2 separate regions of the Homo sapiens genome follow, and region 1 is linked to region 2. The links are chromatin contacts, found by Hi-C or POLR2A ChIA-PET in ENCODE. All regions are on one chromosome and are shown on one strand. The core of a region is the stretch at or near the end of the contact, and the rest is flanking DNA. Distances in the headings are between cores, read along the strand shown.

What was found. A loop is a pair of places that touch in the nucleus more often than their neighbours do. ChIA-PET counts read pairs that join two places held with the same protein, here RNA polymerase II (POLR2A). Pooled maps may share reads with other maps.
Region 1: a loop to region 2 is called in a map of CD14-positive monocyte, with 3 times the contacts of the local background. The contact joins two enhancer-like sites. A Hi-C loop is called at or near these places in 7 of 168 maps with a recorded cell type or tissue (CD14-positive monocyte, HepG2, ascending aorta and 3 more) and 7 of 50 pooled maps. POLR2A ChIA-PET finds 5 or more read pairs at or near these places in 3 of 52 experiments (GM10248, H1 and RWPE1).

The regions. Positions count from the first base shown.
Region 1 is chr2:43,239,098-43,244,494 of GRCh38, forward strand. The region is part of intron 36 of THADA (THADA armadillo repeat containing); the gene reads right to left. Among named protein-coding and RNA genes, the nearest start is that of LINC01126, 15 kb to the left of the region's middle. Within about 2 kb of position 1,279, at least 5 of the 41 ENCODE cell types and tissues checked have a DNase peak (open chromatin) inside an H3K27ac peak, as active enhancers do; they include CD14-positive monocyte, where a contact is called at or near this core.
Region 2 is chr2:43,290,801-43,296,518 of GRCh38, forward strand. It overlaps THADA (THADA armadillo repeat containing), which reads right to left. Exons shown (of 38, transcript NM_022065.5): 32 at 2,034-2,413; 33 at 1,304-1,422; 34 at 896-968. Among named protein-coding and RNA genes, the nearest start is that of LINC01126, 66 kb to the left of the region's middle. RefSeq lists an enhancer at 2,034-3,233 and a silencer at 2,510-2,804. Within about 2 kb of position 3,196, at least 14 of the 41 ENCODE cell types and tissues checked have a DNase peak (open chromatin) inside an H3K27ac peak, as active enhancers do; they include CD14-positive monocyte, where a contact is called at or near this core.

The sequences.
Region 1 (5,397 bases), core at 29-2,528, 54 kb before region 2:
CATGTTGGAAATGTGATGGATCAGCATTTAGAATTGGTTAATCTGGTGCCTTCCATCCTTGTGAAGGGATAACTCACTGGGACTGCAGAGGAGGGAAGCAAACCAGAGCCTTCAGGGCTGCTGCAGTATAGCCTTCATCTTGCTACTGCCCCAGCCACATCAGGGCTCCCCATCCAAGGCAGATGCCTAGCTATCAGAAACCCTGTTATGTGCTGATACTCCCTGGTGCTTCTTCTCTGCCTCCACGATGAGCGCCTCCACCCCCATCCCCCGCCCCCCAACAGGGCTGGAGGTGAAGACCCAGGCCTCACACAGTGTGTTGCCTCCACTACAAATCTCAGCCTCTGATTCCCCCCACTAGGGGAAGTGATTATTAATTTCTAGGCAGGTAGACAGGTAAGTCACAGACTTTGAGGTTGCTTTCAACTACTGAATGAAAGAAAGATGTCAAAGTGGATGTCTTCCAGGTGCCAACCTTGAAAACTATTTCAGACCACGGATTAAAAAGCCCATGGTCTGATTTTAAAGTATTATGGGGGAGATGACTTCTAGACTAAGGCCATTGGTCAAGTCTGCCTTCTAGTCCTTCTCAAGAGAGGGCAATCAGCATAGTAAATGCTGTGCAAATGGCAATGGGTTGAATTCTCCCTGCCCCTAGCTCTGGAGAATCCTCCTTCAGGCATCTGAAAAATCCCTCAGCTTTAGGGGACTGGCCAAGGTGTTGGGTGGCCCTGCCATCCAACCAACTCACCACCCATCCACCCACTCACCCATTCACCCATCAATCTGATATTTTATCTACCCACAAGTATTTATTGATCACCTGTGTGTGGAGGACGCTGTGTGAAACATGAGGAAAACCACCCAGAAAACCACTCTAAGAGAGAGAAGAGTTGCCAGAGGCAAGCTGACCCACACGAAGTGTGACGAAACAGTCGAAGACGGTGTGTGACACAGACAAATTATATCATGAGTAGGGGTAATCAAAAGACAGAAAGGAAAAACAAATGTGGAAGGAGGAGGTGGCTTCACAGACAGGCTAAGCAGGGTGGGTGAGAGGACACACACAACCGAGAGGCAGTGAGGAGCCCAAGCTTGGGCCGCAGGGAGACAAGCTGCCCACTAAAGGGAGGACTGGAGGCGAGGCCAGGCAGGCTGGGGTGGCCTGGGCAGCAAAGGCAGCGTCTGACGGAGTGAGTGTTACTGCACTTTCTTTTTTTCTGAGCAAAAATACATTCAGGTTTCATGAGGCCGTTTCCAGATAACCTCATTATTTCTAGTCTTCTCCATGGTCGTCTTCACTTCCCCTTAGCAGGGGAAGAGCCTGAACTTTAAATTAGTCATGAAAAACAAGCTCGGTTCAGCTGACTCTGCCAGTCAACATTTCCTGGGGCTGCCAGAAGCCTCTCAGTCCCCTACCTCCCCTTACCCTCTACTCCGAGACTAGCCAGGGCTCTCCACCCACCAGGGCCATCAGAGCCCAGGCTCAGAGCTGGGATTCCAGGTGGGGCACTCTGTGAGTACATTCATGGCCATGCTATCAAATGCCATCATTTCAACCTTTACCACCAATTAAAAGCTCCCAGCTGACCCCTACTGGAGACAAATGGCCCAGAGGAAGGTCAGTGTCCTAAGGAATGGAAGGGGATCATCTCCCCAGCTGCAAAGAACCCAGTAGGAAGTCTGGGTCGGGGAACATAGGTGTTTGTGGTTAACAGTCTCTGTCCTTTATCTGAAAATTTAAAAAATTTCATCAAAGAAGAACCAAATGTGCTGGCCAGAGCTCTCAAGGGCAGCCCTAGTCCCAGCATGCACTGGGCCAAGTGCCAGGGCCGGGTGCAGCACCAGGACTATGGCCCACCCTCTCTCTGCCCTCGTCCCTGTCTGTGCCCTTGTCCACAGCCATCCCTTCCCCCAAATCCCTACCTGGCCATGATATTAAGTCTGGGGGGAATTCAGACTTCACCGGGCCCAGGTGGACCCCTCTTCCTTTTTTTTATGTTTATTTTTTTGAGACAGGGTCTCACTCTGTCGCCCAGGCTAGGGCAAAGTGGCACAATCACAGCTCACTGCAGCGACCTCCCAGGCTCAAGTGGTCCTCCCACCTCAGCCTCCCTGGTGGCTGAGACTACAGGCACAAACTACCATGTCCCCCCTAATTTTTGTATTTTTTGTAGAGACGGGTTTTGCCACGTGGCCCAGGTTGGTCTTAAACTCCTGGGCTCAAGTGATCCACACACCTAGGCCTCCCAAGGTGCTAGGATTACTGGTGTGAGCCACTTTGCCTGGCATCCTTTTTGTTTTAAGTCTTAGAGCCTACTATTTAAAAGAAAGTATATGCGGAGGCAGAATCCAAACACACACAACTTGGGTTCTAAGCTGAGTTGTGTCAGCTAAACTGTACTAAACAGTCCCTTTGCACCCCTGTCTGGACTTACCAGCAGTGTCTGGACAGGGGTGCAAAGGGACTATTTAGTACAGCTCACATGGATTTAAAAAAAAATCAGGGCAATTCTCATAAAGATCCAAATTTCTAGCATCTTTTGAAAATTAGGAAAATCAGACTGTGGTGTCTCTAGGCCTGCATTAGAAGACGGCAGCAGCTGCTGGAGCAGAGCGGTGGCCACGCCTACAGAAGGCGGATGCTTCCAGCCTGGGACCGCCCTACTGCCTCCCATCGCGCGCCTTTCACGTGCGTGCTCACTTGAGTGGTCTCTGTGGACATGTGAGTTGGTGACCCCTGTGAAATGGTACTGAAGAAGGCAGCTGGCCCCAGGCCCTCCCCTTACTTTTACAGGAGAGAACACTGAGTCCCTCAACCAAACCTCATCTCAGTGGTCTCCCCACACTGCTATCTGGGCCTTCCCCCTCCCTCCAACTCTCTTGGCTTTGATTCACTCACCATTCCCTGCTCTGGGGTCCCTTCTTCCTCCTTTTCACTTAGCCTGCCGGCCTGTCCCTCAGGACGCAACGCAGATCCTGTGGTGTTTCTCAGCCCACTGGGGACTTTTTCTCCACTGTATCTGCACAGTGCTCAAGGTGTTCACAGATGCTGAGGGGGGCACTTCATGGCTGAACCCTGTGTCTTTCCTTTCCCAGGACTGTCTATAAAACCAACACTGGGTACTGCCCAGATACCACCCGCTTAGCACTTGACTGTGGTCTTATACTATGCAATTTACTTGTGACTTGCATTTTCCCATTGGGGAAAAATCCAAGATTGCAAGAATAAGGTCTAGGTAGATAGAATTATTGTTGCCATTTTATACTCAAGGTGACTGACATTTAGATAAACAACTTGTTCAAGATCATACAGGATACAGGTTGCAAGTGGTAGGGCCAGATACAAATCCAGGCTTATCTGACTCCAGCACTCCAGCACCTATATTCTTTTTTCTTTTTTTTTTCTGTGCAGACAAGGTCTGGCTCTGCCACCCAGGCTGGAGTGCAGTGGTGTGGTCTCAGCTCACTACAACCTCCATCTCCCAGGTCAAGCCATCTTCCCATCTTAGCCTCCCAAGTAGCTAAGACTATAGGCACACCATCATGCTTGGTTAATTTTTGTATTTTTGGTAGAGACAGGGTTTCACCATATTGCCCAGGCTGATCTTGAACTCATGAGCTCAAGTGATCCACCTACCTTGGCCTCCCAAAGTGCCGGGACTACAGGTGTGAGCCACTGTGCCCGGCCCAGCACCTACATTCTTGACCACTTTGCTAAGCTGCTCATAAGTACTGAATACATGGATGGATGGATGGATGAACAGAATGATTATTTTCCGTTTTCCATTCTGTGCCCCTCCTCCACCCTGCCCAGTGCCCCAAGATGCTGATTTCAATAGACTGCCTTACCCAGGTGTCCTTGCCACCGGGCTTCTAGCTGACTTCTCCTAATGTGAAGGGAGCACTGGTATACTGGAGGGTAGAAGTGAGAGGAGTTGGCGGTATTTCTTTCTTGCACCCTCCCCAGAAAGTTGCGAAGATTCTAGCAGTGGCTGCATCCCTCATGGCTAGGGCACCTGCTGGGCAGCTCCTCCTCCCTGACTTCCACTATTCCTGGGGTCTCCCTTTCAGCCAGAGGGGTGGGAAGGGCTTCCTACTGTTCTTGTCTGTAGGTGCCTCAACATCATGACTGCTTCCCTTCACCCATGGTTCTCAGCCAGAGGGCACACTGCTCCTAGGGTACATCTGCCCGTGTCTGGAGACATTTTTGGTTGTCAGAGTCAGAGTTGGTGGTGCTACTGGCATTTAGTAGGTAGGGGCTAGAGATGCTACTCAACATTCTACAGTGTTCACGATAGCCCTACCACCCCAATTAATGTCCACAGTGCCAACGATGAGAAGCCCTGCTGTAGGCCTGCCTCCAATCTCACACAACCGCAAACAGTCCCTTCGTGAACGTCTCTGTGAGTGCTCAGTCTAGTACGCCGGTCTCTATTTGGGGCAGATGTGGAGGGGCTCATCTCCTCACCTCCTTTGTTCTGAAAGGCATCCCCTAGTTCACCCTTCCTCACCAGCTCCTGGGCAGAGAGGTGGCCACAAATGAGAAGCAGCCCCTTCCCAGGCACAACCTGCCGCAGAGCCCTTTCTGTCTTGAGGGGAAAATGTGATTCCAGGTCTGAAGGGAAGGGATACAACACCATCATTTGAAATTTTAAAACTACTTGAGAGAAAACCCTTTAAAATTCTAAGAATTTGCCTTTTCTTCATGCTTTAGCTATTTTCAAATGGAACAAATGGCCTGGGTTCCCCAGAATACCTGCAGGTCCAGTTCCCAAAGAATACAAACTCCACAGAAGTGTTACATGCCTAAAACCTATGACTGCCTGATGTAAACATGTTTCCTGGTGACCTATTATGAAACCAGAAATACCCTAGCAAATCCTTTGTTTTCATTTAAAAGAAAAGATAATTTCAAAATCTTTATTATTATTTTTAATCAACAATACATTCCAAAAAATCTTTATTTTTAAAGTTAAAATAACTATGATTTTAAAAATGTGGGCCCACCTCAAAACACTGGGTAAATAAAATTTTTCCCCTGATTTTAAAAATGGACACAGCCAATATGAATGAAAATAAGCAATTCATAAGAGTTAAAAAGTGTGCACTTCTTATTCAATAGGGACATACTTCACCAAAAAGGGACTGATAAATTATAGCCAGTTAACAGTACACTCAGCTCAAACCCTAGAAAAATACTTGCATTTGTTCACTTCAAACCACAGTAGCAAATAAGGAATGGATTCAAACAAATATTGCTCTCAGAAAATACCATCTGTGAAAAAGACGTGGTTCTCCAGGGGGCTTACAACCTGGAGCTGTCACAGCCTCCAGCCCTTCCGGGTGCTTCCATTATACCCAGTTTTGTGTGCACCTCACTCCTGTTTCCTGTGG
Region 2 (5,718 bases), core at 1,946-4,445:
GGTGCTATCTTGTATGCACCTAAGTAGCATGTATTTGTCTTAAGACATCTTCCCAGGAAGCTGTTTTTCTTACTTCGGTTCTATTTCACTACCAAAGGACATGTAAAACAGGTGGGGCGCATCTGGGCCTCCATCCAGAGCCAGCTGGGCCATGTTCTGGGGGAATATTTAAGCCTTAGCGATGTATTTGCATACTTAGTTCACTAGGTTGCAATCCTAAATACTTTTGGAATTGACATGCTTACTCCTCTTTAAATAAAGAGTCCAGCTAGAGAAATGGGGAAAAAACAAGGGGTTTGGGCATATGTGTTTTGGGGGGAAGGTTCTGTTATCCCTTTGAACTCTAATTAAAAAAATGCCTAAAACAGGCTGGGCGCAGTGGCCCACATCTGTAATCTCAGCACTTTGGGAGGCCGAGGCGGGTGGATCACCTGAGGTCAGGAGTTCGAGACCAGCCTGGACAACATGGTGAAACCCCGCCTCTACTAAAAATACAAAAAATTAGCCGGGCGTGCTGGCACAAGCCTGTAATCCCAGCTACTCAGGAGGCTGAGGCTGGAGAAGAATCGCTTGAACCTGGGAGGCAAAGGTAGCAGTGAGCCGAGATCGTGCCACTGCACTCCAGCCTGGGCAACAAGAGCAAAACTCCATCTCAAAAAAAAAAAAAAAAAAAAAAAAAAAATCCTAAAACAAGAGAAAAGAAAGGTGGTGTCCAAAGAAGTCTTTTGAAGTTATACTCGAATTGAAAAACCAGCACGAACAATATTTCTGTAGATGTTACATACACATATCACAGGGGTTCTGCCTGCTAAGACTGTTCACTTTTACTGACATCTTCTGAGTAAATGAGAACAAAAAATCCTAGGTCCCGGAACAAGATCAGAACCAGCCTTACCTCCACACATGTCTGCATGTGGTGGGAAATGACTTTGGAAGCAAGTCTCAGAGCTACACTCTGAATTTCAGATCTAGAAAAATAAACAAACAAAAAAACAACACAAAATTACAATCAGACATATTTCATACACCGGTTTTTGCAGATAGTCTGTAATCCATGCAGAGGTGAATACTGAAAATCTCTACCTCCTGGTTACAAAAATGCCTCCGGAAGCAATTACCTTTTGGTTATTAATGCAAATCACTGACATCATTCTATTGCTTGAGTTTAGAACTCTTAGGCTGAGGTTTAGAATGAAATACAGGACCTGAGACCTGAGGGCAGGATTGTGTGCAAGTTCATTACATAATGACTGATGGGACCATACATCTTACCAAGGTTGCACAGGAGGTTTTGGGGGCAAACCTTTCATTGGAAGCAATATCCATCGTCCAGATCAAGAACTCCTTTGGGGTCAGATGGACACAGTGCTCCGTCTGGGGAAGCCACTCACCAGGGTCCATGCAGTGGAGAATTTTCAGTATCTGTGTAAGCCAAATCCGCACACAAAAAAGAGAAATAAATACTCAGGGAGATGTCTCTAGATGTTACATGATAATCAATTGTATCAACAAGAGGTCTACCTTTCAAAAGGCTCCCACTGACTTCTTATTTCCCCCATAATACCTTTGGGAGACTGAGGCAGAGTGATGCAATGACTAACCAGAGGGCCTCTAGTGACTTGGGATGGGAGCCAGATGCCCTGATTTTAGGCCAGTGCCCTTTCCTTTTGATTATGCTTCCCAGGTGGCCAACTGCCCTGAAATAGCCATGTCAGCAAAGACTACCTCTGACACACTCTACAGTGAATTTTTAATGATCTGTTTCCTAAACATCCCAAAGTGGTTTGCTCTGTCTTTGGTTAATCTCTGCCATCAATACTCCTATCATCAAAAGCTTTTCTTGGTGCCCTACCAGGTATGACGCCATGCCAACCACCATAAAAAGAGAGTCCTTATCCACTGGCTGCCGAATCTACTTCCTATTGCCCCTGGAGAGCCTAAACCCAATCTTGCCTTCATGATCCTACCATTCCAGTGGCTCACAAAAGAATGTGGGGAGTGTAAAGGGCCAGTCAGTACGTTGGAGACTTTACCTTGCAGAAGCATTCTGGGTGATTTTCCTTCATGGCCAACAATAAGAACTTCTCTCCCATGTTGCACAGCAAGGGTGGCACGCCCTTCTCTCCAAGTCCAGAGGCTGCTGCTAAGAACTTTTCCAAGAGGGCTTCCAGTGTTAGTGAGCGCACTTCAGGGAAGGCAGATTCTAACAGCTGAGAGAAAGAGATGGGGACATTCGTCTCCCGCTCTCCACTCTTGGCTGCCGCGGCCCACACTGCAGCAATGGCTAGTCTGGTGAGGCTCTGGAGGTACTGGGGCAGGCCTGGCACCTTGAAGGCCCAAGGGAATCCCGTTATCAGCTCTGATCCTGAGATAATCCCTCTGACTTCCTCCCAGAAGCCAAGACTCTCCAGAACTAAGAAGCAAAAAAAGCAAAAGGGAAAGAGATAATCACTTTAAATTTCCACAAAAGGACATGAAAGAATGAAGACTGAATCCACTGCGTGAGGCCATCAGATGTCTCCCATAAGCAGATTTCAAACACTGTCATAAGTGAGTGGCCCTCTAAGGTTCAGACTTCTAGTCCACAACAATTTCCATTTAGGTAATGTATAATTTTTCCAACAGGGGCACAAAGGCATTACTATTAGAAAATGCGTTCCTGGCACCCCTCCTCAACATTCAATAAATACGAACTCAGTGACCTCTTATCACCGAGCCTCAAAGCTGACCATGAGAAGAGGACATCTAGTATAAACTTCCTTCAGGGGTGAAGCTCCCCTCTGTAACACCCTTTCCCAGAAGCTCTTGGTTGAACCCTACAGTACCCTGGAGCTCATGAGACAGCTTATTCCATTGTTAGTAGATCTAATTGTCAAAAAGTTCTTTTTGTGTTTCTACTCACTGGCCTAATGCTACATTTTGAGGCTCCCAATGACAGCTCTTTAGACATTTGATTACAATTCTTGTGTCCCCTCTGTCTTCTCCAGATGAAACATTCCTACTTCCTTCCTCAAATGATGGGGTCACTGTCTCTCATTATTCTAGCTGCTTTCCTGTGGACATGCCTCACCCTCTCTTAAAGGATGGCCAATAGGCTGGATCACAAATCTCCTGCATGGTTTGACCCGCAGGACTATTACTTTCTCTGTTCTGAACTGGAGTTGCATCACACTGTTGACTCATATGGAGCACAAAGTCAACTGAAACCACAGCCCTTCTTTTTTGACGTGGTCTACTGATGGTGGTGAGTCATCTTTCTCCCACTTTGTACTCAGTACTTAAGCCAAGATGTGTTTTCTTTGTTTATTTTAAGCCCAAGTATATCCCTGTTAAATTTTATCCTCCTGTTAAGTTTTATGGTCTACCTTTCATTTGCCGAGATCTTTTCATATTCTCAGTTCTGATTAAAAAAATAAAAAAACCAAAAACTTATTGCCTGCTTACTATGTGCTAGGAGCTAAATAAGATCACTGCCCTTAAGGAGTTTATAGTCAGTCTAGTTTGAGAAAGAGAAATGCATGAACACATAATTCCAATATAGTGGTACAAATGATAACCTAGGCCTCAAAGAGGAAGACAGGTGACAATGTGTTAGCACCACCAAAGGCAGGGGAACCAGCTGAGCAAAGGCTCAACAAAGGCATGAAACAGAACGGACCATGTGGGGAACTACAGGCCATCCCATAACACTGGAGCATAAAATTTGAGGTGGGAAAGGGCAGGAGATGAGGCTAGGGAAGAAATGTGGCTAGAGTACAGAAAGCCTCCTAGACAATGTGAAGCAGCTAGTTCTGTATGCAACGGAATGCCACTGGGGGGTTATTTTAAGCAGTAAGGTCAGGGGCCCATTTTCACTGAAGTGCTCTTATCGTTGAGGAGGCAATATTAGAGGCAGGGAGACCAGTTACAACACTACTGCACCGTAGTCCAGGAGAGAAATAAATGACGAGGGCCTTAAGTTCAGAAGGAATCAGGAGAAGGTGGGTTTAAGAAACGCTGAAGGTCTGAAGCCAAGGTGATCATTTAAAAAGGCAAAAAAGAAAGAAAAAAAAACACTGAAGGGATAAAACTGGCAGGACTAGGGAATGAGGGTGCGGACTAGGGTAGGAGTCTCGGGTACCTCCCAGCACCCAGTTCTTCACACATGTTCATCATCTAATAGAAATTGGGTAAACCAGCTGGGCGTGGTGGCTCATGCCTGTAATCCCAACATTTTGGGAGCCCAAGGTGGGAGGACTGCTTGAGCCCAGGAGTTTGAGACCAGCCTGGACAACACTGTGAAAATCTATTTCTACAAAAAATAAAAAGTCAGCTGGGTGGGGGATCACTTGAGCCCAGGAGGTTGAGGATGCAGTGAGCCAGGATGCTGACACTGCATTCCAGCCTGGGCGACAAAGTGAGACCCTATCTCAAAAACGCATACAAAGTAGTTGGCAAACTTCAATTTCACAGGAATGCCTAAATGCCCAAAATCAAATAATTACTAAAAATGTGGGCAAGCTGGAGGGTGGAGGCCTTTGGTGAGCAGGCTCCCTGCTGGCCCTTGCCTCAAACGCTCTTCCAGGCTCTCACTAATTCATTAACTAGCCCTCTTCGGTTTGAGTCATCCCCCACTTATGAATCCTCTTAATTGTATCATTCTGTCCATGAAGTTTTATCTACAAGAACTTATGACAGACTTCACCAAATGCCTTGCCAAAATTTAGATATTATATTCATAGCATTCTCTGATAAATCCTGACAACTGTACCCAAGATGTTAACAAGTTTATCCTGGATTGGCTTACCAGACAGCATTTAAGTGATACGCATTTATAGCTAATAAAACACCGTTTATATTTATCATCTCATTATAACTCAGAGAACTCTGCTGACTTCTAGAAAACTAACATAAACATAATGCATATGTAAAACATTCAGGTAACAGAAAAATTTATTTGAAATTGAAAATTTGCATAGACTTGCAATAATTCGAGATTTAAAAATATAGAGTATTTATGTAACACATCAAATTGTTTCAAAGTCTGTCACAGGGGGCAAAATGGGGACTGGACTTGGGCTCCAACATGATGGGACCCCAGGGAGGCCACCATCTGGGGCTGCAGACAAACCTCTACTGTTTTTTTTTTTTTTTTTTTGAGATGGAGTCTCGCTCTGTCGCCCAGGCAGGAGTGCAGTGGTGCGATCTCGGCTCACTGCAACCTCCACCTCCAGGGTTCAAGTGATTCTCCTGCCTCAGCCTCCTGAGTAGCTGGGATTACAGGAGCATGCCACCACGCCTGGCTAATTTTTGTATATTTAGTAGAGACAGGGTTTTGCCATGCTGGACAGGCTGGTTTCGAACTCCTGACCTCGTGATCTGCTCGCCTCAGCCTCCCAAAGTGCTGGGATTACAGCGTGAGCCACCGTGCCCGGCCATACCGCTACTCTTAACTCAGACACTGCAGAATTCCCAGCTCACCAGGAGGCATCTTTTTATTTTTTTATTTTTTTGGAGACAGAATCTCCCTCGGTCACCCAGGCTGGAGTGCAGTGGCACAATATTGGCTCACTGCAACCTTCGCCTCCCCGGTACAAGTAATTCTCCTGTCTCAGCCTCCAGAGTAGCTGGAAATACAGGCACACGCCACCACACCCAGCTAATTTTTGTATTTTTAGTAGAGACAGGGTTTCACCATGTTGCCCAGGCTGGTCTCAAACTCCTGACCTCAGGTGATCT